2 separate regions of the Homo sapiens genome follow, and region 1 is linked to region 2. A link is a loop called in an ENCODE intact Hi-C map of the cell type or tissue named here. Cell type or tissue: chondrocyte. All regions are shown on one strand. Links, peaks and the distances in the headings refer to the core of each region. The heading gives the core; the rest is flanking DNA. Region 1 holds the start of LINC00937 (long intergenic non-protein coding RNA 937). Region 2 overlaps FOXJ2 (forkhead box J2).

Region 1 (15,026 bases), core at 4,591-12,590, 340 kb after region 2:
TTTTTTTGAGATGGAATCTTGCTCTGTTGCCCAGGCTGGAGTACAGTGGCACAATCTCAGCTCACTGCAACCTCCACCTTCGGGGTTCAAGCAATTCTCGTGGCTCAGCTTCCCGAGTAGCTGGTATTATAGGTTTCACCATGTCCGGCTAATTATTGTATTTTTAGTAGAGACAGGTTTTCACCATGTTGGCCAGGCTAGTCTCAAACTCCTGGCCTCAGGTGATCTGCCCACCTCGGCCTCTCAAAGTGCTGGGATTACAGGTGTGAGCCACCATGCCTGGCCCTCTTGTCCTAACTCTGCCATCTCTTTGCAGTCTCCCCTGAGCAGCTTTTCCTGGGCCCGCCCTGCCCCCCTCCAGAGCTGCACTCTCAAACCACCCCCCAATGCCCCCTGGCCCTGGCTCCTGCCCCGGGGCTCTGATCCTCAGCTGGTGAGGTCTAGAGGGTCAGAGGGAGCCAGACTCCCTAGAGAAGCTAAGGCAGGAGCCCTGTGCTGGGCTGTGGGTGACCTGCCCCCTTCCAGCTGGGGCCAAATAGAAGGGGGAAAGGCTGCCCCCAGAATACAGGGCTGTCAGAGGCCCTGGGGATCTGTGCTGGCAGTCAGGAGGACTGTCACCTCAGTGCAGTTGCCTGCAAGGAGGGCTGTGCAGGAAGCTGCATGTTGCTCAGAGAACAAAAAAAGGAAATTAAATGCACCATCTTGTTATTAGCAAGAGCTTTTGAGACAGACACTTAAATATGCATGCCTAGACATTATAAAACTTGGGGGAAATGCTAATTTCAATAACGCCACTTCTTGTGCTTGCAGAAACCATTCTTTTATCTCCCTTCCTAGGAATTTGGGGGCTCCATCCCTCAGAGTGGCAGCGCCAAGACAGCCGGCCTCACTGGGTTTTGTAAGCTGTGCAAGGGGAGATCCCAAGCCCTTGCCTGGAGACCCATCTTAGGAAAACGTTAGAACAGGGCAACAAGTGGCCATTTCCTCCCTCCTTTCTCTTCCCCATACAAAAATCAGAAAGCACACTAGCCCAGTGCCCAGCCACAGTGGTGAGGAAACCCCACTCAAAATCCTGGGTTGTGCCCCTGATGCCAAAGACCTGCAAAATTGGGCCTCACCTGCTGCAACCCTAGCCCAGACTTGCGTACATTTCAGCGGTGGCTGGACTCATGGCCACCTGGGACGTCAGGGTGGTACAAAGTCCTCTTAATCTAAGACTGTCGGGGTACAAAGATAAGCATATTTTCCCCTTTTCTTGAGAGCCAGATGGTAAATAGTTCAGCTTTGCAGGCCATAGGTCTCTGTCCCAACTATTCAACTCTCCATTGTAGCAGGAAAGCAGCCACAGACAATATGCACTGAAATGGGTGTGACTGTGTGCCAATAAAACTTTATTTGTGTGAACAGGCAGGGGGCTGGTTGTGGCGTGTGGGCTACAGCCTGCCTCCTCTGCTACAGCGTGATCTCCAAGGACCCATCCATCTTGTAGACCAGCAGCTGGCACACAGGAGCTGCTCAGATACTTGAAGGAGGAATGGAGAAGGCAAGCAGCCCCCAGTGTGCAGACGTGAGGGTCTCCCAGCAGCACCATCCTCTGCCATCTCATGCCGAGGGACAAAGCCAGAGCAGGGCTCTCCACCAAGGCTGGGCTCTCCTCCAAGGAAATGTGATAACAAGACAGAAAGCACTGTGGAAGGATAGGGGCTTTGGAGTCCCACAAACCACAGTTTGCAAGACCAGGAGCATCCTGCACTTCCTTGCACACAACCTGGGTGGGTGCTGGAGCATCTATACTTAGAGTGAATCTTTTCCCCCTCCTCCCCCAACTGGCCTCCATTACACTTCCAGCAACAATGTAGTGTACGTACACAATGGAATACTATTCAGCCTTCAAAAAGAAGTAAATCCTGCCATTTGAGAAAACATGGATGAGCCTGGAGGATATTATGTTAAGTGAAATAAGCCAGGCACAAAACGACAAATACCACATGATCTCACTTATATGTGAAATCTAAAAAAGTTGAACTCGGCCAGGCATGGTGGCTCATGCCTGTAATCCCAGCACTTTGAGAGGCTGAGGCCGGCAGATTGCTTGAGCCCAGGAGTTCGAGACCAGCCTGCATAACATAGCAAGACCCCATCTCTACAAAAAAATGCAAAAATTAGTGGAGCATGGTGGTGCATGCCTGTACTCCCAGATACTCAGGAGGCCGAGGTGGGAGGATTGATTGAGCTTGGGAATTCAAGGCTGCAGTGAGCCAAGATCACACCCCTGCACTACAGCCTGGGCAATAGAATGAGATTGTCTCAAAAAAAAAAAGAATGAAAAAGAAAAGAAAAAAGTTGAGTTCACAGAAGCAGAGTAGAATGATGGTTGCCAGGGTGGGGAAGTGGGCAGATGCCAAAGGACACAGAATGTCATTTTTAGAGAAGAAGAATAAGTTCAGGATATCCATGGGACAACATGGTACCTATAGTTAATAACAACATATCATACACTTGGAAATCACTAAGAGAGTAGATTTTTTAAGTGTTCTCACCATAAAAAAATAAGTCTGGGAGGTGATATGTTATTTAGCTTGATCTAGCCATTTTGTAATGTATACATACTTCAATCTCATCATGTTGTACCCTCTTGTACATAATTTTTGTCAATTCAATAAATTCAACAGCTCCAGAAAACAAGACATTCTTTTTAGAAAATAATTATTAAAAATAAAATTCAGAATTCTATTTTATTTATTTATTTATTTTTGAAACAGGGTCTCACTCTGTCACCCAGGCTGGCTGAAGTGCATTGGTGCGATCTCGGCTGACTGCAACCTCTGTCTCCCAGGTTCAAATGATTCTCCTGCCTCAGCCTCCCAAGCAGCTGTGATTACAGGTGTGTGCCATCACACCTGGCTAATTTCTGTATTTTCAGTAGAGACAGTTCCGCCATGTTGGCCAGGCTGGTCTCGAACTCCTGACCTTAGGTGATCCACCAGCCTCGACCTGCCAAAGTGCTGGGATTACAGGTGTGAGCCACTGTGCCTGGACAGAATATAAAAGATTGTTTAATTCAACTAAAACATTAAAACATAGATTATTTCTATAAGTGGTAATTGTTCTAACATGTTTTGGTCAAAATAGTCTCCTTACTCATCCACAATTAAATGGTTAATTGACATTTGATTGGATTTTGATAAAGTTTTCAAATCATGATTGACTTTTCCAATGTACAGTAAAATGTGTTTGAAAATATTTCATAAAAATTAATATTGAAAAATGGTCAGGCATGGTAGCTCATGCCTGTAATCCCAGCACTTTGGGAGGCCAAGGTGGGCCGATCACTTGAGGTCAGGAGTTTGAAAGCAGCCTGGCCAAACCTCATCTCCACTAAAAATACAAAAGTTAGTCGGGCATGGTGGCGCGCACCTGCATTCCCAGCTACTTGGGAGGCTGAGGGAGGAGAATCCTTTGAACCTGGGAGGTGGGTTCCCCAGGCTTAGAGCAAAACCGCCATCTTGTCCGTCTCCACTCTCATCCCAGGCAATCATGGTCATTTCCACAGCCTCAACCACTGTCTACCTGGGATGCGTCCCAAGCCCAAGTCTCCAGCCCAAACCTGCCTTCCTAGCCCCAGACCCATCTGTCCTGGCACACGTTGCTCCCTGGGTCCCAAGCAACCTCAGCCAATGAGTCCAACGTCAACTTCCTGTCCTTGCCTGACACTGTCAGCCCTGAGATCAGACTTGACCATTCACCTCCAGTACCTGATAGGTCCGTCAGTCCTTTGGAACATATCCCATGAACACTCCCCAAACCAGGCACCGGACTCCACACATCAACACCGTCATGTGAGTCACCAGCATCCCTGGCAGGGACCCCTGTCCCAGCCTTCAACTCATTTCCTTCCTGTCTCTTGAGTTCTGTGTCACATTCCAGAGGCCACAAGAAGAAAAATGATAACCTTAATGAAATTAAAAGAATTGAGAAGACATTTCCCTATGGTCCAAAGTCTTTCCAACTAAGAAACACGTATCAAGATCCGGCCTGCCAACCCTGTGGTTAAATGTTCCTGAAATAATTAAAGCCCAGGGCAACACAGCCCGCACTCCACAAGTACTCCCAGCACAGTAAGACTTGCTTTTCTGGAGGGGCTTGAAATGTCCAGTGTGTGCCCTGCCCCTCTCTGTCGTAGCTAACAGGAATGTGCTTCATGTCTTCTTCCTGCTCAAAGGACCATCCACCAACCTGTGCAGGCAGCACTTTCGGCCCGGGGGGGGATGCGAGAACTTCCCACCATTTCCCACTTACGCACTGCATTCCTCAGGAGCCTGCCTCACAAATTACAAGAGCGCCACGGCAGACACACGACGTTCCAGTGGGTGGCCATGTCTTCATGTCAGCTTGAAAGATCGTCACCAGGGAAATATCTATATCTCGGCAGAGAGAGCTTCAGCCTGTGTAGTCCAGCTGTGCTCAAATGGAAATCCAGAAACCCAGATGTTGGTCCAAACACCCTGTCTCAGACAGCCAGCTCTGCAGGTCCCCAGCATGGGAGTGAACTGGGTGGGCCACCTACCCTGCCTGCCCACATCCCTGCTTCCTGGAATCCTGGACCCTGAGAACCAGGGGGATGTGGTGGGGAACAGGCAAGTCTTGTACAGAAAGCCAACATGCCACCCAAATCCACTCTGCAGTCTAGGTGGGTGATATTCTGGTCTGCACCACACCAGTGCATGAGGGGATGGAGGATGGAGTCTAGACAAGCCAAATGTAAAAAGATATTGCCCAAGTATTTTGTGCTTTCCCTGTGTTACAATGCTATGCCCAGCCCAGCGTGGTGGCTCACACCTGTGATCTCAGCGCCTTGGGAGGCCGAGGCAGGCGGATCACCTTAGGTCAGGAGTTTGAGACCAGCCTGGCCAACATGGTGAAACCCCATCGCTACTAAAAATACAAAAATTAGCCAGGTGTAGTGGTGGGCACCTGTAATCCCACCTACTCGGGAGGCTGAGACACGAGAATCACTTGAGCCCAGGAGGTGGAGGTTGCAGTGAGCAGAGATCATGCCACTGCACTCCAGCTTGGGCAACAGAGTAAGACTCCATCTTTAAAAGACATAAAAATAAATAAGTGCTATGCCCAGCATTTTCCATGTACTGTCTTATTATCTCAGTAAATCCCATATAACCTTCCTATGAAAGTGTATCTCATTTATCTCCATTTTATAGATGAGAAAACTGAGGCCCCTGGAGTAGTATTAATTTTCCAAGACTGCATTGCTCATAAAGGGTACAGCAGGGACCCAAGCTTGACACTCTCACCCTCAAACATTTCCACAAGTGTAGACCAATGGCTCTCAACTGGGGTGGTTTTGCTCACGTACCACTCCCTTGCCCCACAGCATTTGAGACCATCTGGAGACATCTGGGGTAGCCACAGCTGGGAGGATAGAATGGCACCTAGAGGATGGAGACCAGGGATGGTGCTAGCCATCCTACAATACACAGGATGCCCCCACCACCACCATGAATGGTCTCACCCCAAGTGTTGTGACTGTGGCAAAGCTGAGAAACCAGGTTTCTCCTCAGCAAGAAGGAAAATCCCTGCAACGTGGATGCACCTCTACAGGAGCCCCAGGCTGACAACAACCTTCCTGATCTGGTTTCAACCCTGGATGCTTTTACCTGGTGTGTCCATCAGGGATTTCAGGGACTCCAGTGAGTTATTACCCTCGAATGCTCGGTTCTGCCTGACAACCCAGAAATCTCTGCCAAGATGCCTGGTCTTGGGGAAGGCTCAGCAAGTGGTTGAGGTTGATAACCAAGTACCTAGGAGACACTTTTCTCTCCCTCCAGGAGGAGCTGTGGGTCAGACACACCCTGGGATCATTCACAAGTGGTCAATAAAGGCTTGGGGAGGGCCAGGTTTTCTAGGCCTTCTCAATGGGGTGGGTGTTTGTGGATACACAAGAAGCCTGTGAAACTTCTGATATTGGCAGGAAATCAATACCCCCCACCCTCCACGCCCCCACATCCCCACCATAAACACATGCCCTGCAGCAGGACTTGGCACTCAGGGGCTCCTGAGATCCCGATTTACCTGCTAAAACATCCTCTAGCCATCACCGAATAAAGCAACCCCTTGCCACCCGACCACAAGATCACAGCCTGGGAGCCACTCCAAGGAACACCAAGTCACATTAAAACCTCAGCCATCCAGAGCACCAGGCCTGGTGATGAGAAAGAACATTTTATCCTTAAACGCATCTGAATGCCCATGCTGCTTCTTGCAGAGAAAAGTCCAAAATAATCTGCTATTAAAGAATGAGGATGGTTTTGACATTTTTACCAAGCTAATGGTCTACGCAGACAAAATCTCATAAAAGGGCCCTCTGTTCTTCTTGATCCACTCAGACATGACCTGTGAGTGAAGAAACGGATCTCCTCCTCAAAGAAATCACTGCTGATCCTCGTACCAGCCTGACACTGCTTCATGGGTTCTTCAAAGAGAGTATTCCCATAGAAACTAAAAAGGAAGAGGAATGTGTCTGACGGGCATTGTGGGCAGCAGTGGGCTTTGGGCCAAATTTTAAGTTTGAAAATCAAGATTCCCTCTTTTCGAGGGGCCGCCGGACTGAGCAGATACAGACACCGTGAAAAGAGGGTGCCATGTTCAGATTCAGGAAACAAGGATGGTTTCTGTTCAGTTCCTCCATCATCCTTCAGGTCATGCGATTCCCATTTCCCTCTGTGGACCAAACAATTCAGTGGGGTTTCTGCCTTTTAAATATTTCATTATCAACATATCATCCTTTTAGCCTCCAGAAGGCATTTTAACATGAAGATTCTGGCTTAAGACTCTTGTGGGTCTGTCTGTCTCTCTCTCTTTTCCTTGAAACAGAGTCTCACTTTGTCACCCAGGCTGGAGTGCAGTGGCATGATCACAGCTCACTGCAGCCCGACCTTCCAGGCTCTAGTAATCCTCCCACCTCAGCCTCCCAAGTACTTGGGACTACAGGCACACACCACCATACCTGGCTTTTTTTTTTTTTTTTTTTTTTTTTTTTTTTTTTTTTGGTAGATATGAGGCTTCGCCATGTTGCCCAGCTGGTCTTAAACTCCTGGGCTCAAGCGATCCTCCCCTTTCGGCCTCTCAAAGTGTTGGAATTATTGGCTTGAGCCACCATGCCCGGCCAGGAACCTTGTCTCTTGTGATGCACCCCAGAACAAAACATCACTGCAAAAACACACCAAGGCATGAGTTTTAGTCCTAAGTCCCATTTATCCACCATACACTATGTGCCAGGCACAACGCTAAGTGCTTCTATGGACGAGCATCCCTTAATCTCAGCAGTAACAACCCCAGGCAATGGGGCCTGTTGGCAAATCCATTTGCCACTGAAGACAGTAAGGCTCAGAGAGGGTAAGTGGCTTGTGCCATGTCAGCCAGCTAAGGAGGGGCAGAACCAGGATGCAAACCCCAGCCGCCTGGCTCCAGACTCGGGTTCCCAAGGTCCCACTACACTTGGTCACTCCACTGCATTGTGGTATCCTGGTCTTTGGCAGAGTCCACGTAAAAGAGGTAGGTAGAGGGAGTGAGAAGGACTTCATGCAATGAAGTTTCCCGGCGTTACACTGCCATTGTAATTGTGTCCCCGACCAGGACCTCTCCCTTCTCATCCTTTCCGTGATCGGCCCTGGAAAACCTTCCAAAGAACTGTCCTCCTTCTCCCGGGATCTCAGAGAAAATTCGCCTGAGTTCAGTGTCCAGGTGACCCAAGCTCTGAATGCGGTAACGTGCACGGGGAGATGAGGATGTCACCATGAGCAACCCCAAGACTGGGCAGGGGGGGCTCTGATGCAGCCCACGGCGAGGAGGGCTGCCCGTGCTGCCTAAATGGGTTCAGAATGAAGGCCGCCCTCTCGCCCATGTGGGGCTCATTAACCACGAATCCAATTATTAAGACAAGCTCAGCTGAGCAAATGGTCAAACATAAAAACATGTGGAAGGAACCAAGAGGTCAACCCCATTATCCATCAAAAACCATCAAGGTGGCGGACCTCACTGAGGGGTACAGCTCTCCAGTGGGCCCTCATCTGTCCTCCAAACCTATGTGCCTCCTCAGTGGAAGGCCAGCAAAACCACACAGGAAGAGTTGGCGTAGGAAAGCAGAAAGTGAACCCCAGGAGGCCAGGCTGGCCACGGAGCCCCATCCCACACTCACAGGCCCGCTGACTCAGGGGCTCACATGTGCAGGACACCGGGAGCTCACAGGGACAGTGCCCCGGGGGATGCAAGGAACTTTGCCTCTCTGTCCCTCTCTGTAGGGATGGAAAGAGGAGAGCGATTTCTGGGATGGAAGCCATCTGCCTCCTCTCAACTCTCGCTGCCCAACCAGAAAGGGAAGAAAAACAGGAAGATGCGGGACAGGTGAGGAGCTGGGTGAGCGCCGCCAGCCCGCAGCCCAGCAGAGCAGGGCTTGGCCAAGCCTGGCGCCAGGGACTTCCCCCCTACCCCCACCACAGGCCCCTCGCCAGGTGAGAGGCACCGGCAGAGTCCCAGACAGATGCCCCAGACAGGCGGCTCAGCGCAACCCCCGGCCCTTCCCCTGCTAGGGGCCCCCAGGACGCGGGGCTCCCCCTCCCCTTTTGGCTAGCTGCAGAGTCCAGCGCGTCTCCCGGCCAGGGACGTCGTGGGAGAATCAGGAAGTCGAAGCCACACAGCCGAGAAGGGGCAGCTGGCGTCTCGGAGGCCGACACGAGCTGTCACTCCGCGCCCGCCGGAGTTGCCGCTCAATTACCAACTTCAACCCAGGGCAGGCCACGGGGCCTCCCGCCGCCCCTACCCTGCGCCCCCGGCACCCCGGGACCCCCGCGCCCGCGTCACTTACTCCTCTGCCGTCGCCACCTGTCTGGGTGCCGGTCTCCTTCCTGGCCGACCGCGGCGCGTCCTGCCCGTCCTCGCAGTCCTGGGGCTGTGCGCTTCCCCCCTCCAGCAAGAGCCGCAGCCTCTTCTCTTCGGGAGGGACGTCGTCCTCCTCCCTCCTGGGCCGGCCATCCCTGCCTCGGGGCTTGCCAGGGGCTTCGGAGCTGCCGGAAGGGCTGGCCATGGCCCCGGGGGCTCTGCCTGCACCTGGGGAAGAGGAAGGACCCGGAGCGAGCGGCCTCTCGGCGGAGCTGGGGCGTCTGAGCGCGGGCTCGGTGGGTCCGCGCGGCGCGGAGCTGGGCATCGGGGCCGGCGCGGACTCCTCCGCGGGCCGCTCGTGGTCCTCTGGCGCCCTCTGCTGGCCGCTCGCGCGCACCGTGGACAGGTAGGGCCCTGGCCTGCGCTGCGCTCACCTGCCCCGGACCAAGCAGTCGCTGTCTCCTGCCTGTGGCCATGCCCGCTCTGACCAGGCCCTGCACCTCCTCCCCACCCCAGCCAGGTTGCACCCCGATGGACTCCCTGCCCAAGGAGGAGAGAAGAGAAGGGACGCCCCGAGAGGGTGGACATCGGCCACAGCCACCTTGTCTTTGCTCTTACCCTGTGTCTTCCATGATTTGGAGGTGGTAGGAAAACCGAGGCTGCTCAAAACTCGTGGAGAATTCCGCCTGCAGGATGACATGAATGCACCTTCCCATTGCCTACCAACAGATCTTTTCTGAGCATCACTGTGGACCAGGCGTGGTGATGGGGGAGGGGATATTGTGGTGAACATGACAGGCATTGCCTTCACCCAGTGGGGCTCAGCGCTGGGTGAGAAGGCATTGAGAATGGACATTGTCAATTGGGCCAAAGGAGGCCAAGGAGAAGTGCTGGGTGCATGGGAACTAAAAAAGACAGGAGGCTCAGCAGGTCTTGGAGCTGGGAGAGGGACAGCAGCAGCGGCTGTTCCAAAGGAAGCAACAGCTGAGAGAAGTCTCAGAGGTTGTTCTCAGCCCAGTGGAGGGTGTTCAGGCAGAGGGAACAGCGTGTGCAAAAGCCCAGAGGCTGGGAAAGAAGCAGAAAGAGGACGGTGGGGCTGGAGCGTGGTGTGCAAGGTGAGAGAGGTGTGGTGGGTGGACAGATGGCCTTGGACCCAGCCGTGCAGGGGCAGAGGAGATAGGGAATCCTTGCAGGCCCCCAGCCGGGGCTGAGGCACAGAGACAATGCAGGTGGGCAAAGGGAGGAGACGTGGAGAAATATTTTGGAGGCATGCCCTGATGAATGAGCCCAGGATGCACCCTTAGTGTCAGTGTGGAGCTCCTTCCTTGGCTGTGTGATGAGCTGAACTCGGGGGTATTTTCTGGACATGGAGGTGCTACACCCAGAGTCCAGGACAGGCTAAGTGAGCACCAGCAGCTCCTGGCCCACCTCAAAAGCAGGAGAGACAGGGGAGACTGGGGAGGCCGGGGTAGAAGGGGAAGCCAGGAAGGCAGGAGAGGCCACAGAAACAGAGGAGGCCAGGGAGGCAGAGGAGGCAGGAGAGGCTGGGGAGGCTGTGTCCTTTCCATGATTCTGCCCAGGATCCTAGGCCCCTGTACTCCCTGAGCTTCCCCACCCCAAGTGCTGGAACCATGTTGCACAATGGTCTCCCCACTAAGCTCCTGATGGCAGCCCCTACCCTGCTGTGCTCCCTATTTCAACCCTAACAGCTCTCACAGTGGGCAGCACAGAGTAGGTGCTCAGGAAACACTGGTGGCAGAGCACATGGGTCTGCTCAGCACCTTCCTCCCTCCTCCAGCTCTCCCTATCATGAAATAATTCTGATAACGACACATGGACTTTGAGACCCTCTTCTATTACTTTCCATATGCTAATCCATCTATACCCCACAGCAGCCCTGAGGGTGGGTGCTATTACGATGCCCATTTTAAAGAGGAAGAGACTGAGATATAAAGAGGATAACTGACATAGGCACACTACAGGGGCTGGGACCAAGTGATCAGAGCACTCAGTCCCCAAAGGCAAGGTGGATGCAGTTACCATAAAAGACAGCAGAGTCAAAGCTGCAACCAGAATAGCCTGACTCGCAGAGACCTATGGTGCCAGCTGATCGTGGCATTCCTAGAAGTGAAATAGATAAGAAGCCTGCCACATTTTTACTGGATCTGTGTTTGCAGAAGGGTTCTAGGTCAGGTGAGCAGAAGTCTAATCTGAATCCTAAAAACAGAGTCACAGTCCCCAGTCAATTTCCAGACATAAGCCAGTTCACAGACCCGGAGTCCCTTGTCTGAATGGGAAGCCAGGTCCCCTCTAGAAAGGACTCTGCTCCACTGCCAAACATTTATACTGTCAATCTTTCTCCCAGCCTGCCCCCAAAGGAATACCCAGCCTTTCACCAGGATGACTGAACAGGAGAAAAGGAACTAGAGACTTGTGCAGGATCACTGGACACAGGCTCTGAACTGGCACTAGGGTGAGACTAGGGCCTACCAGTCAGAATAGGCATTTTGGAGGTCAGGTGAATGTTGGTGCAAGTTCATGTCATGGTAGATCCATTGGGTCCCCAAATCCATCCTCTGGTTATATACAAAGCGGCAATGCTGAGATTCAAATTCAGGGCATCCAGCATAGAGGCTGTGCTCTTACTCGTGAAACATTCTGACACTAGTAACCAATATAAAAATGCAAACACGTCCTGGGGCTAGCGAGAGTCCTCCAAACAGTCATGTAAATTGGTTCTGTCAAGGATTTCCTCCCATCCCCTGCTGAGAGCCAGTTGCAAGGAGAGACTAGGGAAGGGCATTGGGTAACTTTGTTGCTAAAAGCTCTTCTGGATAAAGACATTTGGGAAAAGAAGCAAATAGAGTTCAGCAGAAGATGTAAGAAAGTAAGTTTATGTTTGGCCAGGCACGGTGGCTCACGCCTGTAATCCCAGCACTTGGGAAGGCCGAGGCGGGCAGATCACGAGGTCAAGAGATCGGAGTATCCTGGCCAACATGGTGAAGACCCGTCTCTACTAAAAATTCAAAAATTAGATGGGCATGATGGCGCACGCCTGTAGTCCCAGTTACTCAGGAGCCTGAGGCAGGAGAATCACTTGAGCCCAGGAGGTGGAGGTTGCAGTGAGCGGAGAACATGCCACTGCACTCCAGCTTGGGCAACAGAGTAAGACTCTGTCTTAAAAAAAAATAAAAATAAATAAATGCTATGCCCAGTATTTTCCATGTACTGTCTTATTATCTCAGTAAATCCCATATAACCTTCCTATGAAAGTGTATCTCATTTATCTCCATTTTATAGATGAGAAAACTGAGGCCCCTGGAGTAGTATTAATTTTCCAAGACCTCATTGCTCATAAAGGGTACAGCAGGGACCCAAGCTCGACACTCTCACCCTCAAACATTCCCACAAGTGTAGACCAATGGCTCTCAACTGGGTTGGTTTTGCTCACGTACCACTCCCTTGCCCCACGGCATTTGAAACCAACTGGAGACATCTGGGGTAGCCATAGCTGGGAGGGTAGAATGGCACCTAGAGGATGGAGACCAGAGATTCTGCTAACCATCCTACAATACACAGGACGGCCCCCCACCACCACCATGAATGGTCTCACCCCAAGTGTTGTGACTGTGGCAAAGCTGAGAAACCAGGTTTCTCCTCAGCAAGAAGGAAAATCCCTGCAACGTGGATGCGCCTCTACAGGAGCCCCAGGCTGACAACAACCTTCCTGATCTGGTTTCAACCCTGGATGCTTTTACCTGGTGCGTCCATCAGGGATTTCAGGGACTCCAGTGAGTTATTACCCTCGAATGCTCGGTTCTGCCTGACAACCCAGAAATCTCTGCCAAGATGCCTGGTGGTCTTGGGGAAGGCTCAGCAAGTGGTTGAGGTTGATAACCAAGTACCTAGGAGACACTTTTCTCTCCCTCCAGGAGGAGCTGTGGGTCAGACACACCCTGGGATCATTCACAAGTGGTCAATAAAGGCTTGGGGAGGGCCAGGTTTTCTAGGCCTTCTCAATGGGGTGGGTGTTTGTGGATACACAAGAAGCCTGTGAAACTTCTGATATTGGCAGGAAATCAATACCCCCCACCCTCCACGCCCCCACATCCCCTCCATAAACACATGCCCTGCAGCAGGACTTGGCACTCAGGGGCTCCTGGGGTCCCGATTTATCTGCTAAGACATCCTCTAGCCATCACGGAATAAAGCAACCCCTTGCCACCCGACCACAAGATCACAGCCTGGGAGCCACTCCAAGGGACATCCAGTCACATTAAAACCTCAGCCATCCAGAGCACCAGGCCTGGTGATGAGAAAGATCATTTTATCCTTAAACGCATCTGAATGCCCATGCTGCTTCTGGCAGAGAAAAGTCCAAAATAATCTGCTATTAAAGAATGAGGATGGTTTTGACATTTTTACCAAGCTAATGGTCTACGCAGACAAAATCTCATAAAAGGGCCCTCTGTTCTTCTTGATCCACTCAGACATGACCTGTGAGTGAAGAAACGGATCTCCTCCTCAAAGAAATCACTGCTGATCCTCGTACCAGCCTGACACTGCTTCATGGGTTCTTCAAAGAGAGTATTCCCATAGAAACTAAAAAGGAAGAGGAATGTGTCTGACGGGCATTGTGGGCAGCAGTGGGCTTTGGGCCAAATTTTAAGTTTGAAAATCAAGATTCCCTCTTTTCGAGGGGCCGCCGGACTGAGCAGATACAGACACCGTGAAAAGAGGGTGCCATGTTCAGATTCAGGAAACAAGGATGGTTTCTGTTCAGTTCCTCCATCATCCTTCAGGTCATGCGATTCCCATTTCCCTCTGTGGACCAAACAATTCAGTGGGGTTTCTGCCTTTTAAATATTTCATTATCAACATATCATCCTTTTAGCCTCCAGAAGGCATTTTAACATGAAGATTCTGGCTTAAGACTCTTGTGGGTCTGTCTGTCTCTCTCTCTTTTCCTTGAAACAGAGTCTCACTTTGTCACCCAGGCTGGAGTGCAGTGGCATGATCACAGCTCACTGCAGCCCGACCTTCCAGGCTCTAGTAATCCTCCCACCTCAGCCTCCCAAGTACTTGGGACTACAGGCACACACCACCATACCTGGCTTTTTTTTTTTTTTTTTTTTTTTTTTTTTTTTTTTTTTTTTTGGTAGATATGAGGCTTCGCCATGTTGCCCAGGCTGGTCTTAAACTCCTGGGCTCAAGCGATCGTCCCCCTTCGGCCTCTCAAAGTGCTGGGATTATTGGCTTGAGCCACCATGCCCGGCCAGGAACCTTGTCTCTTGTGATGCACCCCAGAACAAAACATCACTGCAAAAACACACCAAGGCATGAGTTTTAGTCCTAAGTCCCATTTATCCACCATACACTATGTGCCAGGCACAACGCTAAGTGCTTCTATGGACGAGCATCCCTTAATCTCAGCAGTAACAACCCCAGGCAATGGGGCCCGTTGACAGATCCATTTGCCACTGAAGACAGTAAGGCTCAGAGAGGGTAAGTGGCTTGTGCCATGTCAGCCAGCTAAGGAGGGGCAGAACCAGGATGCAAACCCCAGCCGCCTGGCTCCAGACTCGCGTTCCCAAGATCCCACTACACTTGGTCACTCCACTGCATTCTGGTATCCTGGTCTTTGGCAGAGTCCACGTAAAAGAAGGAGGTAGAGGGAGTGAGAAGGACTTCACGCAATAAAGTTTCCTGGTGTTACACTGCCACTGTAATTGTGTCCCCGACCAGGACCTCTCCCTTCTCATCCTTTCCGTGATCGGCCCTGCAAAACCTTCCAAAGAACTGTCCTCCTTCTCCCGGGATCTCAGAGAAAATTCGCCTGAGTTCAGTGTCCAGGTGACCCAAGCTCCGAATGCGGTAACGTGCACGGGGAGATGAGGATGTCACCATGACCAAGCCTCCCAGACAGCATCCGGGAGCAACCCCAAGACTGGGCAGGGGGGGCTCTGATGCAGCCCACGGCGAGGAGGGCTGCCCGTGCTGCCTAAATGGGTTCAGAATGAAGGCCGCCCTCCCAACTTCAACCCGGGGCAGGCCACGGAGCCTCTCGCCGCCCCTACCCCTCGTTCCCCGCATCCCCGCGCACCCGGCACCCCCGGACCCCCGCGCCCGCG
Region 2 (15,026 bases), core at 4,670-12,669:
GGGAGGCTGAGAAAGGAAAATCGCTTGAACCTAGGAGATGGAGGTTGCAGTGAGCCGAGATCGCGCCACTGTACTCTATCCTGGGCCACAGAGCAAGGCTTCGTCTCCAAAAAGACAAAACAAAACAAAACAAAAACAAAAAACACTTCATCAGAGAGGCACGGATGGTTAGGGACAGTCCAGCAGGATTTGGAATAGAACCAAGGAACCTCAGTCTCTGAGGCTCTACATGCTGGGCTGCCCTTCACAAATGGGGAAGTGAAGAGGGTGAGGAAGTGGGATGGGTCAAAGGAGAACGGTGCGGAAAGATCAAAAGAATCAGATGCTACAAGCTGCTTGTAGCTGGTGAGATTTGAATATATTTTGAGTGCTGGGGGCTGTATCTGGAGGGCTGACTGGAAGGGGGCTGGAGAAAGGTTAAATTTAACCTCAGTGTCCTAACCTGGTGCTAGGGTAAGGGTAGGGAAGGGCGTAGAACAACTTGCAAAAGGCTGAGAGTGCTTCCCTTTCAGGAACTCACTGTGATTGGCATGTGCCAAATGGGTTCTTCTGTAAGCCCTCTAAACACTTTAAATCCACTCTCATGCCCCTGTCCAATGCTGGGAAAGTTGTTTCAAATGAACATCAACTGAAGGCCTCCGTGCTCTTAAGATGAAATTTCCTAGGGATCTTTAGAAGGAGATAAATAGGGAATAGGGCAGAAGTACTTTAGGGACCTCCCCATCTGGGGAGGACCCAGGAGGACCCTGGTCATTGGAAACCTGCTCATTGGCATGCCACTCTTCAGCTCAGATGACCCAGCTACAGGACTGTGATCCTGCTACAAGTATACAAGTATATATGTGATCTGCTATAGCCCAGGGACTGGGGTGTTTTGACTTAGTAGTATTGGAAGGTGTGAGGTTCCTGGAATGATTAAGTGTTCCTATTAGTTTCCAAGTTTCCATGGTTAGGGCAAGGTGGCAGTGGGATGAAGAGGATAGTGGGAGAGAAGCTAAGGATAAAGGGGAAACCCTTCATGACGCTATTTATAAACATGCCAGCCCCCCTCGCTCCGCCCCTTTTCTCCTGTCAAACAATTCTTGGGTTAGAGTTGCGTCTCTTGCTGCCCCCGCCCCTGAGGCACTAAGGTGTTTCCTTCAGCCTTGTGGAGTGAGTGTGTTGCTGGTTAGGAGCTGGGTACTTGTGCACACATGCAGATTGCCATCTGCGTGGGTGGGACCTTGGGGAGAGGGGAGTAAGTCAGAATGCTGACCCCTAGGAGAAAGGCTTAAGGGTCAAGGGCAGAAGAATCACTACCTAGGATAGAAGAGGGAGCTGAGACCCTGAAGGATGTGTTGGAGTCAGGAGAGAGGGGGACATGGTCCTATCTGCTGTTGAGCTTTGGCCTGCAAAGTGTGTGGATCTGTTGTATTTTATGGATACGCTTGTGCATATATCTGGCTGTGGATTTAGAGATCACTTACATCATACGTTTCTGTTCAGGATTCTGAACTTTGAGGCAATCTAGTCCTGGCTCCTCAGGAGAAGTGCCCTGGTGGGACTGAGGAAGACAATGTTAGCTGGCATCTGGCGGCTGTGCAGGCACAAACCTGCTAGGCAGCAAGTGCTTAGGGGGTTGCTGGCATCAGCTCTAGGGGAGTGCCAAATGGCTACCTAGGGGTTCCTGCCAGCCTTTCTAGACCCTGCAATACAGATATCACCCATCGTTCTTCACCTTCCCTCGCAAGATGTCACTAGCTATACCTCTCTGCTGGCAAGAGTGCCCAGGCAGTGTGGGTGGCAGCAGGGCGTGCAAGCATCAGGCGTAGGCGGTCTGGCAGCTCCAGGAGTTTGCATGGAGGTGCAGCGAGCGTGCCTGCCTGGCTGGGAAGGAAGGAGGGAGGAGGAGGGCGGAGAAGGGGAGCCAGCTCCGAGCTCCAGAGTGGCTATTTTTAGCCAGGCTATCTGATTGTTACCGGTAGGCACACAGCTGGGTGTCTCCCTGGCTCGGTGAAGCCCAGCAGGCTGAGAGGTGGGAGGTCCTTGTGGATGACTTCTTCCTGGTGTTGGTGTCTGTGGGCGGGAGCGTGCAAGGGGTAGCTTAAAAAGTGTGAGGGCAGCTGTGTACTTCAGGATGTGTTGCTTCTGTGTGTGACTTTGTCCTCTGGTGGTAATGTATGCTGTATATGTAATCGTGATCTCTGTGTATGTGCTTCACTGTTTATGAGTCTGTCTGCTGGTTGTCATGTATACTTTATGCCTGGGATATATCTAATATGCCTCAGGTGCACATGTGTGTGGGATAAAAAGGGCAAGTGCTCGTAATGCATCTAGTAGGAAACATCTTTAGACGTGTTGGTGTGTGCTTCATCCGTGTATGTTTGTATTTAGGTAGACTTTTGCTTTATATGTACGTTCGTGCCGTCTATCTGTGCATGTTGTATGAAAATATAACAGGTGTCACATGATTGCAGAATGGACTTTTAATTTTACCTGCTATCTAAGTGGGGTTTTTCTTTTTTCAAACCCATTCCTACATAGTTTAAAAATACTATGTTGTAGGGCTATGAGTAAGGTGAATTGAGGAAATAGCTCCATTTGGTGTGAAGTTTGGTCTCTTTTAGTCTTACATGGAGAGGCCCCTTGGCCCTGCTCCACAATAAGATGTAGGGTAACTAGCAGTCCATCATCTGGTAGATAGATCTGCTTGGGGATTCTGGGAACACCTGGTGGAAGGCCATGCCATGGGTGTCTTATGGGAATGAGAGTAGGAAGAAACTCTACTTCCCTCAAACAAAAGGATTTGAGTATTACTTGCCCCCAGTATTTTCGTCTCCTCTTTGTCTTCTCTGCAGAACCCAGAAGTACCATGGCTTCTGACCTAGAGAGTAGCCTCACCTCCATAGACTGGCTCCCCCAGCTGACCCTCCGAGCTACCATTGAGAAGCTTGGAAGTGCCTCCCAGGCTGGGCCTCCCGGGAGCAGCCGCAAGTGTTCACCAGGGTCACCCACAGATCCTAATGCCACCCTGAGCAAAGACGAGGCAGCAGTGCACCAGGACGGCAAGCCACGATACAGCTATGCCACTCTCATCACCTATGCCATCAACTCCTCTCCAGCCAAGAAGATGACCCTCAGCGAGATTTACCGCTGGATCTGTGATAACTTCCCCTATTACAAGAATGCTGGCATTGGTTGGAAGGTGGGAATGCTTCTATAATCTTGGCTTAGGTTTAGGCTTCAACAGCCTTTTTAGAGAAAAAGGTTTTGTTTCTTCTTGTAACCTGTTCAGTTTACTCTGGTTTGTCTCAGAGATGTGAAAACTTAAAATCTCATATGTTCTGCCCTCTACTTTTTTTTCAGAGTTGAACAACTTTTATAAGGTATATTAGGGAAACTCCAAGCCATTAAGTATAGTGATGGGGATGGCAGGACGCTGTTGCTCATCACACCCTCTTATCTTCTTTTTTTTTTTTGAGACAGAGTCTCGTACTGTCGCCTGGGCTGGGGTGCAATGGCATGATCTCGGCTCACTGCAACTTCCACCTCCCAGGTTCAAGCGATTTTCCTGCCTCAGCTTCCTGAGTAGTTGGGATTACAGGTGCCCGCCACCGTGCCCGGCTGATTTTTTGTATTTTTAGTAGAGATAGGGTTTCGCTATGTTGGCCAGGCTGGTCTCGAACTCCAGATCTCATTATCCACCCGCCTCAGCCTCCCAAAGTGCTGAGATTACAGGCATGAGCCACTGCACCCGGCCCACATCCTCTTGTCTTCTGATCCCTCAAAGAGGATATTCACTCATTTCACAAATGTTTATTGCCATTCTACGATGTTCCAGTCACTGTGCAAGGCATGGCATCACTCCTTCCTACCTAGAGGTAGGAGTCTAATCTAGAGCATCAGATTTCCATAGCTCCATTGCACAGTCATCATCTTTTGAAAAGCTGCATTCCAAGAAAAATCATAATATAATTAGGTTCTTTACAAACAGCTGGCTACCAAGCAAGTAATGAGAAGTTAAGTTGTTTGGCTGGAGATGAAGAAAGAAGGGGCTCCTCTCCTAAGCAAAGCAAGAAGGCTGATAGGCTCAATTTTTTGGAGCAGTAGCTCATTTGTCAATTGTTGAGTAGGAATAGGAACTTTATATGTAGTTCTCTCACTCTATAAATCCCCAGTTGACATACAAACCATGTAGTGAGTTGGAGACTATTGAAAGCACTCAGCTTTCTTTTCTTTTCTTTTTTTTTTTGTGGGGGTGGGGGACAGGGTCTCACTGTCCCCAGACTGGAGTTTAGTGGCGTGATATCAGCTCACCATAACCTCCGCCTCCTGGGTTCAAGCAATCCTCCTGCCTCAGCCTCCCGAGTAGCTGGGATTACAGGCGCCTGCCACTGCAACCAGCTAATTTTTTTTGTATTTTTAATAGAGACGGGGTTTCACCATGTTGGCTGGGCTGGTCTTGAACTCCTGACCTCAAATGATCCACCTCCTGCCTCAGCCTCCCAAAGTGCAGGGATTACAGGTGTGAGCCACCGTACCCAGCCTCTCTTTTTTTTTTTTTTAATTTTAAGACAGGGTCTTGCTCTGTCACCCAGGCTGGATTGTAGTGGTACAATCACAGCTTACTGCAGCTTGAACCTGGGCTCAAGCAATCCTTCCACCTAAGCCTCCTGAGTAGCTGGGACTACAGGCATACACCACCATGCACAGGAACTTTTTTTTATTTTGTAGAAATGAGGTCTCACTGTGTTGCCCAAGCTGGCCTCAGGCTTCTAGACTCAAGTGATCTTCCCATCTCGGCCTCCCAAGATGCTGGAATTACAGGCATGAGCCATTGTGCCTGGCCCATTGAGCTTTCCCTTTGTAAATATGTCCCTGCTAGCTACCATAATCCCCAATCCCACCCAACACACACATTTTTTTTTTTTTTTGAGACGGAGTTTCGCTCTTGTTCACTAGGCTGGAGTGCAGTGGCATGATCTGGGCTCACTGCCACCACTGCCTCCTGGGTTCAAGCGATTCTCCTGTCTCAGCCTCCTGAGTAGCTAGGATTGCAGACATGTGCTACCACGCCTGGCTAATTTTTGTATTTTTAGTAGAGACGGGGTTTCACCATGTCGGCTAGGCTGGTCTCGAACTCCTGACCTCAGGTGATCAGCCCACCTCAGCCTCCCAAAGTGTTGGAATTATAGGCGTGAGCCACCACGCCTGACCCCAACACACTTATACAATATTTCTTTCCTCCAAATGTGAACATTCTATGGGCTATTGAGAAAATGAAGGTGATCTGTGTTTTTGTTTCACTCAATTTATATAAAAAGTTTTAAAACATTGTTCTTTTGCTATCAGTAGGGTAGATTGAGGAACTGGGCAGATGTGATTGTGAGGCATTTATATACTTGTTACTCGGCTGGAAAGATTGAAAAACTATATAATCAGTTTTTTCAGAAGCATTAGTAATCAAATTTATAGCCATTCCCTCCCATCAGTTTAATCTCTGCATTTTTCTTATCTCATTGCTATTGCTATTTGATGCATAATTCCCTCCATCGGTGTAGTTAAGAGGTACTGAGCTTACCCTGATACTTCAACTGCATGGTGTATTATGTTTTTTTGTGTGTCCCTCTGTGTTCTATTGGAAAATGTTCTGCTCTGCATAATGCTCAGGCCTAACTTGCTTCTCTGCCTCTCCAGAATTCAATACGGCACAACCTTTCTCTCAACAAGTGTTTCCGGAAGGTGCCCAGACCTCGGGATGACCCTGGGAAGGTAAGATACTACTGTAAGCATTGAAAGGAGGAGTAGGAAGGAGAGTGAAGTAGTTGACAGTCCAGAGTCCTGTGGCTGTTTTAATTACCCAGAAGAGGAAATCATGCTAATTAGAGAAGCATCTTTATTTTTTTCTCAGAGGAAGCTTGGTTGTCAAGCTTATGGGCCCCCAGTAGAATGGGTGACTGAGAAAGACTGTGAGGCCAGGCGTGGTGGCTTATGCCTGTAATCCCAACACTTTAGGTGGCCGAGGCGGGCGGATCAACTGAGGTCAGGAGTTCAAGATCAGCCTAGTCAACATGGTGAAACCCCATCTGTACTAAAAATACAAAAAATTAGCCAGGCGTGGTGGTACATGCCTGTAATCCCAGCTACTCAGGAGGCTGAGGCAGGAGAATTGCTTGAACCTGGGAGGCAGAGGTTGCAGTGAGCTGAGATTGTGCCATTGCACTCCAGCCTGGGCAACAAGAGTGAAACTCCATCTCAAAAAAAAAAAAAAAAAAAAAGACTGTGAAATCTTTTTTTTAAAAAAATAGAAATACTTAGTGTAAAGTTGACTTTCATGCTCCCCCTTTTTTGTGTGGCACTCTTTTTTCCTAGATGTAAAAGGTAGACTTAATAACCTTTGTACAAACATCTCTATACAAAAGTCCCTGGTGTTTCCCCCGTAAAAGAGAAGGGATGGATCATTCTCTCCATTTGACAGATGTGGATGCTAAAGTCCAAGCAAGTTTTGCCTCAGGTCAGAAGGGAAGGGAGAGGCTGTGTCTGGACATTTCCAGCTCTTTGAGCTAGATGCCATTGTTCTGCCCCTCCAAAACAATCGAGGCCTGTGTTTGGACCACAGGATTACCTCTGGCATACTCAGTGAGTTTCTAGGACAAATTTGCTCTTCATTAATACCCAGAACCCTGGGAGGTTCTGAATGTAACAATTTTGTTTTCTGTGGGAATGGGATCTCCTTCCAGGGTTCCTATTGGACAATTGACACCTGCCCTGACATTTCCCGAAAGAGAAGACACCCTCCAGATGATGATGTAAGTTCCCAGCTCATGAGGAGATGCCATATCTGAGCCAGCTGCTCCTTCCACCTCCTCTTATGGACGTTCAGTCCTTTCAGAGGCAAAGGTGGAAGGAATACCAGCAGAGGGGAAACCATGGGTCTTGGGAGGATATTGCGCCTCTGCTTATAGATTTCTTTTTTTTCACAACCCTCAGCTGTCCCAAGACTCACCAGAACAGGAGGCAAGCAAGAGCCCACGGGGAGGCGTTGCAGGGAGTGGAGAAGCCTCACTGCCTCCTGAGGGGAATCCGCAGATGTCACTTCAGAGCCCCACATCTATAGCCAGCTACAGCCAGGTAGGAAGCAGATATGGCAGGGGTCATGGGATGGGTGGTGAATAGATTCAGATGTCTCCCTGTTTATTCAGAATTATGTATTGAGTATCTGTGATATATGAGGCAGATAAATTGAGAAGGAAGGGGAAGGCAAAAGAGGGAAATAGAGAGAGAGAGAAATAGAAAGGCATAGCAGAACTTTGAGAAACATCAGGAAAAAAAAGCTGGGCACAGTGGCTCATGCCTGTAATGTCAGCACTTTGGGAGGTCGAGGCAGGCGGATCACGTGAGTCCACGAGCTTGAGACCCGCCTATCCAACATGCCAAAACCCCATCTCTACAAAAATACAAAATTAGCTGGGCGTGGTGGCATGTGCCTATAGTTCCTGCTACTTGGGAGGCTGAGGCATGAGAATCACTTGAACCGGGGAGGTGGAGCCTGGGCGACAGAGCGAGACCCTGCCTCAGAAACAAACAAACAAACAAAAAAGAAGAAATGGAGACTGATGAGAGAAAGAGGGTAGATTCAAGATAAGAACTAATGAGGAAAGAAGGAGAAAATGATGCTGGGTCATTGAAGAGCTAGGCGAGGATGAAGAGGACAGACAGGAGAGCCTGGTGACCATTGAAGGGTTTTATTGGTCCCTCAGCTGGGACACTGATCAGGAATTTCTTACCTGTTTTTGCAGGGCACAGGATCTGTGGATGGTGGAGCAGTGGCAGCAGGGGCTTCAGGCCGAGAAAGTGCTGAGGGTCCCCCTCCCCTCTATAACACCAACCATGACTTTAAATTCTCCTACTCAGAGATCAACTTTCAGGATCTAAGCTGGTCCTTCCGCAACCTCTATAAGTCCATGCTGGAGAAGTCCTCTTCCTCCTCTCAGCACGGTGAGTCTGGAGTTGGGATGGGTGCAGGGAGACTTTTTTATCTTGTTGAACAAGTGGGGTGACATTTTCTTTTTTCCCTTAGTTTTTTATTTTTATTTTTTGTGAGACAGGGTCTCACTCTTTCGTCCAAGCTGGAGTGCAGTGGCACGATCTGAGCTCACTGCAACCTCCGCCTCACGGGTTCAAGCAATTCTGTCATCTCAACTTCTCGAGTATCTGGGAGTACAGGCACGTGCTACCACGCTTGGCTAATTTTTGTATTTTTTTTTTTTTTTTTGAGATGGAGTCTCGCTCTTGTCGCCCAGGCTGGAGTGCAGTGGCGCAATCTCGGCTCACTGCAACCTCCGCCTCCCGGGTTCAAGCAATTCTCCTTCCTCAGCCTCCCGAGTAGCTCAGACTACAGGCGCATGCCACACCCAGCTAATTTTTGTACTTTTAGTAGAGACAGGGTTTCACCATGTTGGCCAGGCTGGTCTCGAACTCCTGACCTCAGGTGATCTGCCTGCCTTGGCCACCCAAAGTGTTGGAATTACAGGCATGAGTCACTGTGCCTGGCTTAAGTTTTGTATTTTTAGTAGAGACAGGGTTTCACCACGTTGGCTGGGCTGGTCTCGAACTCCTGGCCTCAAGTGATCCACCCACCTTGGCCTTCCAAAGTGCTGGGATTACAGGCGTGAGCCACCGTGCCCGGCCATATTTCTTTCTTTATTTTTTTGAGGCACAGTTTCGCTCTTTGTTGCTCAGGCTAGAGAGCAGTGTCGCGATCTCGGCTCACTGCAACCTTCGCCTCCCAGGTTCAAGCAATTCTTCTGTCTCAGCCTCCCAATTAGCTGGGATTACAGGCTCCCGCCACCACGCCTGGCTAATTTTTATATTTCTTAGTAGAGACGGAGTTTCACCACGTTGGCCAGGCTGGTCTTGAACTCCTGACCTCAGGTGATCCACTTACCTCAGCCTCCCAAAGTGCTGGGATTACAGGCGTGAGCCACTGTGCCTGACCCATATTTCTTATTTTTAACACAAAGAGAGGTATCACTACTCAGAGGAAATATTTCATGAACTAAAACTGTTTGGAGTCAAGTGAGCTCATCTGTCCTTGTGCAAATACAGCTGTTTCAGGAGGCAAGCTAGGCTAATAGCTTCAGAAAGTGAATTGGAGGATTGCCCCTTCCAGGACTAAGGGCAGTGATTTTAGGGCTGCAAGTGAGTCATTTGGAGGACGACCACGAGGGGGCAGCAGCAGTACCCTCTCCTGAAGAATCCCTGCGTTTCATTGTGAGAACAGTTTCTTTTTAGTGTATTTACATTTATGTTACTTTTATTGTGAAAAATTGCAAACAGATGCAAAAGTGTGGAGAAAAATATAATAAACCCCTGTGTTCCATCCCCCAACTTTAAGTTATCAGTATTTTATTAGGCTTGTTTTGTTTACCACTGAGCCTTCTAAAAATTGGAGTAATTTAATGGAATTCACATATACCATGTCATTCCACTCATAAATACAACTTCGATATACACCTCTAAATGATGACTTTCTTCTAGTTATCTACCATGACATTATCATTCCTAACATAATTGATAATACATCCTTAATATCAGCTAGTATCTTGTCCGTGCACATTTTCCTAATTATCATATGAGAATGACTTAAAGTTTTTACTGGGAGGCCCCTTGAGAGAACATCTGGTTCGGCCCTCTGCAATATCTGTGTGTTCGTTTTTTAAATAACTTAGAGACAGTGGTGAAGTTGATTTCAGGTGAGGCATTAGACCTTCTCATTCTGTGCAGTAGCCCTATGTTGGCAGCAGGGGCTGAATGGAATGATAAAAACTGGTTAGGAGTCACTTTTTGGAAAACTTATATTCATTTTCATGAATTTCTTCTTGTATATCACAGGGGATCAATTCCTAGAGTAGTGTCCAAGACTGTAGCATTTGCTCAAAAAATGAATCCGACTCAGGTGGTTGGTTGATTGGAGGAGGGAACATGAGAAACTGTCAGAAATAAAGTAAAAAATTAGATTGGGTGAGGACAGCCTAGAGTTCACTCAAGTTTTATTGTGACCGAAAGCCCCTAGTCTCAGACTTTTGTTCTTCCCAGCCTGTCTGCTTGAGAAATAACTCCATCCTGTCTCTGCTCCTTACCCAAGCTACATTTGTTTATAGAGGGTACAGGAATGACTTGGCAGTAGCAGAGTGTAGAGAAAATAAGGGGCCGGTCGTGGTGTCTCATGCCTGTAATCCCAGCACTTTGGAAGGCCAAAGTGGGCGGATCACCTGAAGTCAGGAGCTCGAGACCAGCCTCAACATGGAGAAACCCCGTCTCTACTAAAAATACAAAATTAGCCAGGCGTGGTGGTACACACCTGTAGTCTCAGCTACTCGGGAGGCTGAGGCAGGAGAATTGCTTGAACCTGGGAGGCGGAGGTTGCGGTGAGCCGAGATCGCACCATTGCACTCCAGCCTGGGCAACAAGAGCGAAACTCTGTCTCAAAAAACAAAAAACGGAAGGAAGAGGAGATAGTAGACAACTGATGGCTTTGTTTTGTTTCTGATTTACTTTTTTTTTTTTCCCTAAACACTAGATGACCAGGGATGGTTTCCTTTTTAAAGTTCACCTGCTGGGAAACTGTGATTTCAGGCCTTCAGCCAAATCCCTAAAAAGTAGCATTAAATGCTACACACTGACCTTTTTAGTAAGATTTCAGTGGTCTCCACACTGTCAGGGCCCTCCTCTAACCTAAGTGCCTTCCTGTCTCTTGTACCTGCCAGGAGGGCCACAGGGATCTTTGCTGCCCTAGAATGTTCTTACCCTTTTAACTCCACAGTTTTAGTCTGAGGCTTCCCATCTCAACCCAGGGAAAATCCCATTTTGTGAAAAATGCATTGCTTAAGTCACTTGCCTGCTTCCTCCCCACCTGCAGGCTTTTCTTCTCTCCTGGGGGACATCCCACCCTCGAACAACTACTACATGTATCAGCAGCAGCAGCCACCGCCACCTCAACAGCAGCAGCAGCAGCAGCAGCCGCCACAGCCACCTCCCCAGCAGTCCCAGCCACAGCAGCAGCAGGCACCTGCCCAGGGCCCCTCAGCTGTAGGGGGTGCTCCTCCACTGCACACCCCAAGCACAGATGGTTGTACCCCACCAGGGGGAAAGCAAGCTGGGGCGGAAGGCTATGGGCCTCCCCCTGTAATGGCCATGCATCCACCCCCGCTGCAGCATGGAGGCTACCACCCTCATCAGCACCATCCCCACTCCCACCCTGCCCAGCAGCCACCACCTCCACAGCCACAGGCACAAGGCCAGGCTCCCATCAACAACACTGGCTTTGGTGAGTAAGGAGGGTGCACAGTGATCTAGAGGAGGGTGGGGTGATGTCCTTGTCCTAACACCGGCATGGAGGTGCAGTTAGTTAGGAAGTTAATGATGGGTCTTTTAGGCTTCGCTCCTTCATGTGAGCTAATCTGAACAAAGTTACTACTTAGAGCTCTGTCTTATAGAATTCCTGGATCAATTGAGATTGTTTTACATATTCTCCTGACTATGAGCCTGGCTGTACTTAAAGCGTAGCTAGCTTTTCCAGTCCTAAACTCCCAGGGAGGGAGAGTCCAAAACTTGGAAATGCAACTGCTAATCTGTATAGATGCAAGAATCTTGCATGTAGTCAGCCTGGTATCAGTTGACTGCTGTCTTACACTTCACTCTATCTTATTATCCACTTTCCCCTCCTCTTTACAGCCTTTCCTTCTGACTGGTGCTCTAATATTGACTCTTTAAAGGAAAGCTTCAAGATGGTGAATCGGCTCAATTGGTCCAGCATTGAGCAGTCACAATTCTCAGGTTAGTGATCAAAGGACGAAGGAAGAGAGGGATACACTGTAAGGGAAAACCCAGTAGAAACTGGAACCGGAAGGGGGTGGTTAAATGAAGTTGCAGAAATGAGGATTTCATTGTTTTTCTTTCTTTTTACACAAGATGGATCATATTTACATTATTTTCAAATTAACTCAAATTAATCTTGTCTTAACTGAAAATGTGGCAGTGAATAATCCTAGTCCATTCTGTCTTTGGGAGGGAGAAGGCCCTCAGGAATTTAGAGACCGTGGACCACGATTTTGTAGTTTTGTCACCACTCACTGACAGTGTGACCTTGGCTGAGTCACTCAGTCACATTGAAAGTTTATCTTACTCATCAGTAAGATGGCAATTATAAGAATTTGGTAAGGGATCAAATAGAATGAGAGTTTGAAAATGCAGAGCTCTGAAAGATATAAATTGTTATTGTTAGTGCCCGTTATCAGTGGGGGTGATTGATGGTGTGTTTGGAACAGTGAGATAGGGCGGGGTCTGATAGGGGCTTCCTACCTCTGCAAGGTTTGCATTGCTTGCTTCCCTCTTTGTAGAACTGATGGAGAGTCTACGACAGGCAGAGCAGAAGAACTGGACCCTCGACCAGCATCACATTGCCAATCTGTGTGACTCCCTCAACCACTTCCTTACTCAGACTGGTCACGTGCCCCCTCAAGGGGGTACCCACCGCCCACCAGCCCCTGCCCGTATTGCTGACTCCTGTGCCCTCACCAGTGGCAAACAGGAGTCAGCCATGAGCCAAGGTACTGCACCAAGCCAGTTGCCATGGAGGTGGAGACTATGTTGAAAAGGAAGCATAGGAGAAAGGCAAAAGAGAACTGAGAGAAAGGATTTTATGGGGCAGTGACCCAAATTGAGCAGTGGAACTAGTTTATCAGTTGACTGAATATCTGTTGAATCAGTGAAGTCCTAAACTGAAAAATGCAAAAGAAATAGACTGTATGATTCCTTTTTAGACCTCAGTTTGGGAGATCAGAATTGTTTAAGAAAAGGGAGGAGATTTGTTAGAGAAAGGCTGTATTTTAAATTTGCGTCTCAGTAATCCCTACCGCCTGGGTGATACCGGATGAAATGGTGGTTCTATGCTTATGTGATGTTCAAACTAGTGAAATGAGAGAGATGTCATGATTATGTTCCTGTTTCTTGCTTTTTGTTTTTGAGATGGGGTCTCGCTCTGTCGCCCAGGCTCTGGAGTGCAGTGGTGTGATCACGGCTCACTGCAACCTTGACCCCTGGAGCTCAGGTGATCCTCCCACTTTAGCCTCCTGAGTAGCTGGGACTACAGGTGTGTACCACCATGCCCAGCTAATTTTTTTTTTGTATTTTGTGTATAGCTGGGGTTTCACCGTGTCGCCCAGGCTATCTTCAAACTCTTGGACTCAAGGGATCTACCCACCTCGGCTGCCCAAAGTGTTGGGATTACAGGCATGAGCCACCATACCTGGCCCTGTGTTTCTATATTTTTCTTCCTTATATCTTTCCTATTTCACAATTGTACTATCCATTTCTTTTTACCCTCAGTGGTGAGGACTGACAGCTTCTGCAGAAAGCCTTCATGCCTGCAGGAGCTACAGAACAGGGCAGGGAAGAGAGAAGGAGGATGGGAGCAAGGGTATATTTTTTTCTTCCCTGCTTTGTTGAGTACAGTGACCCGCCCCCCCCAACTCAAGTAACTCTTGTCTTGCTTTGGCAGTGAACTCTTATGGGCACCCACAAGCTCCCCACCTCTACCCTGGCCCATCACCAATGTACCCAATCCCCACCCAGGACTCAGCAGGATACAATCGCCCAGGTAAGAGCTAAGAAGCTTGTTTCAAAACCGTTGTACTCTGATGAGTTGCTTTGCTTTCCTTTGACTCTGAGCTGGCATTCTGTGCATTTTTGCCTGCATCTCGCTGGAGGGAATGAGCCTTTATAATTCCCAAGGCTGGAGGATGGGTTACCTGCTAAGAAGGTGTGTGTCGGGGAGACTAACGAAGACAGTGTCCCCTCCCCTCCCTTCCCCTCCCTTCCTTTCCCTTCCCCTTCCCTTCCCTTCCCCTTCCCTTCCCCTTCCCTTCCCCTTCCCTTCCCCTTCCCTTCCCTTTCCTTCCCCTTCCCTTCCCCTTCCCCTTCCCTTCCCCTTCCTTTCCTCTTCCCTTCCCCTCCCTTCCCTTCCCCTTCCCTTCCCTTTCCTTCCCCTTCCCTTTCCCTTCCCTTCCCTTTCCTTCCCCTTCCCCTTCCCTTGCCCTTCCTTTCCCCTTCCCTTCCATTCCCTTTCCCTTCCCTTCCCCTTCCCCTTCCCTTCCCTTCCCTTTCCCTTCCCCTTTTCTTTTCTTTTCAACAGAGTCTCGCTCTGTTGCCCAGGCTGGAGTACAGTGGTGCGATCTCAGCTCACTACAACCTCCACCTCCTGGGTTGAAATGATTCTCCTGCTTGAGCCTCTCAACTAGCTGGGACTACAGACCCACACCACCATGCCTGGCTAATTTTTGTATTTTTAGTAGAGACGGGGTTTTGCCATGTTGGCTAGGCTTGTCTTGAACTCCTGACCACAAGTGATCCACCTGCCTCTGCCTCCCAAAGTGCTGGGATTACAGGCGTGATCCACTGGCCCCGGCTAGATGTACTTTAAAATTAGCAACTGCAATAGTAAAAGGAAGTGAAAGCATACATATAAGCAAAAGATAGCTATGTGCAACATTTTTGTGTGGCTTTGGAATCTAGATGGAAGATGTGCTCAGGCAAATAAAATGAATTTGTTATCCACACATACTTGCTGTGTGCCCATGTCTGCTTTCCTGTCACCTGATCTCTAGAATCAGGGGTCTGGGACTGAAGTATCTCTGATAGTGGGGGTGGGGCAGGGAGACACTAAATTGCCACAGACAGAACAAAATGAACAGGTCCTTCACATTTAGACACATAGAAAAATCACTGTTATTCTGCCTAACCACACGTGTTTTCAATTTTGGGGGTGACATCTGACTCTCTCTATTCTTTGTCCATATAATATAAATACAGATTTCTATACTGCTATTTCATGTGATATTATCTTCTGTTTGTTTGTTTGAGTCAGAGTCTTTTTCTGTTGCCCAGGCTGGAGTGCAGTAGGCAATGGTGTGATCCTGGCTCACTGCAACCTCCGCCTCCCAGGTTCAAGTGATTCTCGAGCCTCAGCCTCCCGAGCAGCTGGGATC

The links. A loop is a pair of places that touch in the nucleus more often than their neighbours do. Peaks named below come from ENCODE experiments on the same cell type or tissue, not always from the same donor. Only the 100,000 strongest peaks of a DNase experiment are listed, where the experiment ranks them.
Region 1: it touches region 2 in a loop (8-fold over the local background); 4 of 110 quality-filtered maps call a loop at or near these places.

The regions. Positions count from the first base shown.
Region 1 is chr12:8,381,389-8,396,414 of GRCh38, forward strand. It overlaps LINC00937 (long intergenic non-protein coding RNA 937), which reads right to left and starts at 9,364. Exons shown (of 2, transcript NR_024420.1): 1 at 8,882-9,364. RefSeq lists silencers at 9,155-9,204, 9,165-9,459, 9,305-9,354. In chondrocyte, for the core only: a CTCF peak has its summit at 9,286 (motif pointing left); DNase peaks (open chromatin) are centred at 8,656, 8,983 and 9,277.
Region 2 is chr12:8,036,982-8,052,007 of GRCh38, forward strand. It overlaps FOXJ2 (forkhead box J2), which reads left to right. Exons shown (of 11, transcript NM_018416.3): 2 at 2,838-3,184; 3 at 5,677-5,751; 4 at 6,720-6,788; 5 at 6,970-7,110; 6 at 7,779-7,977; 7 at 10,901-11,308; 8 at 11,716-11,817; 9 at 12,381-12,590; 10 at 13,541-13,639. The coding sequence starts at 2,852. Among named protein-coding and RNA genes, the nearest start is that of FOXJ2, 12 kb to the left of the region's middle. RefSeq lists enhancers at 331-430, 1,939-2,068. In chondrocyte, for the core only: CTCF peaks have their summits at 9,205 (motif pointing right) and 9,408; a DNase peak (open chromatin) is centred at 11,199.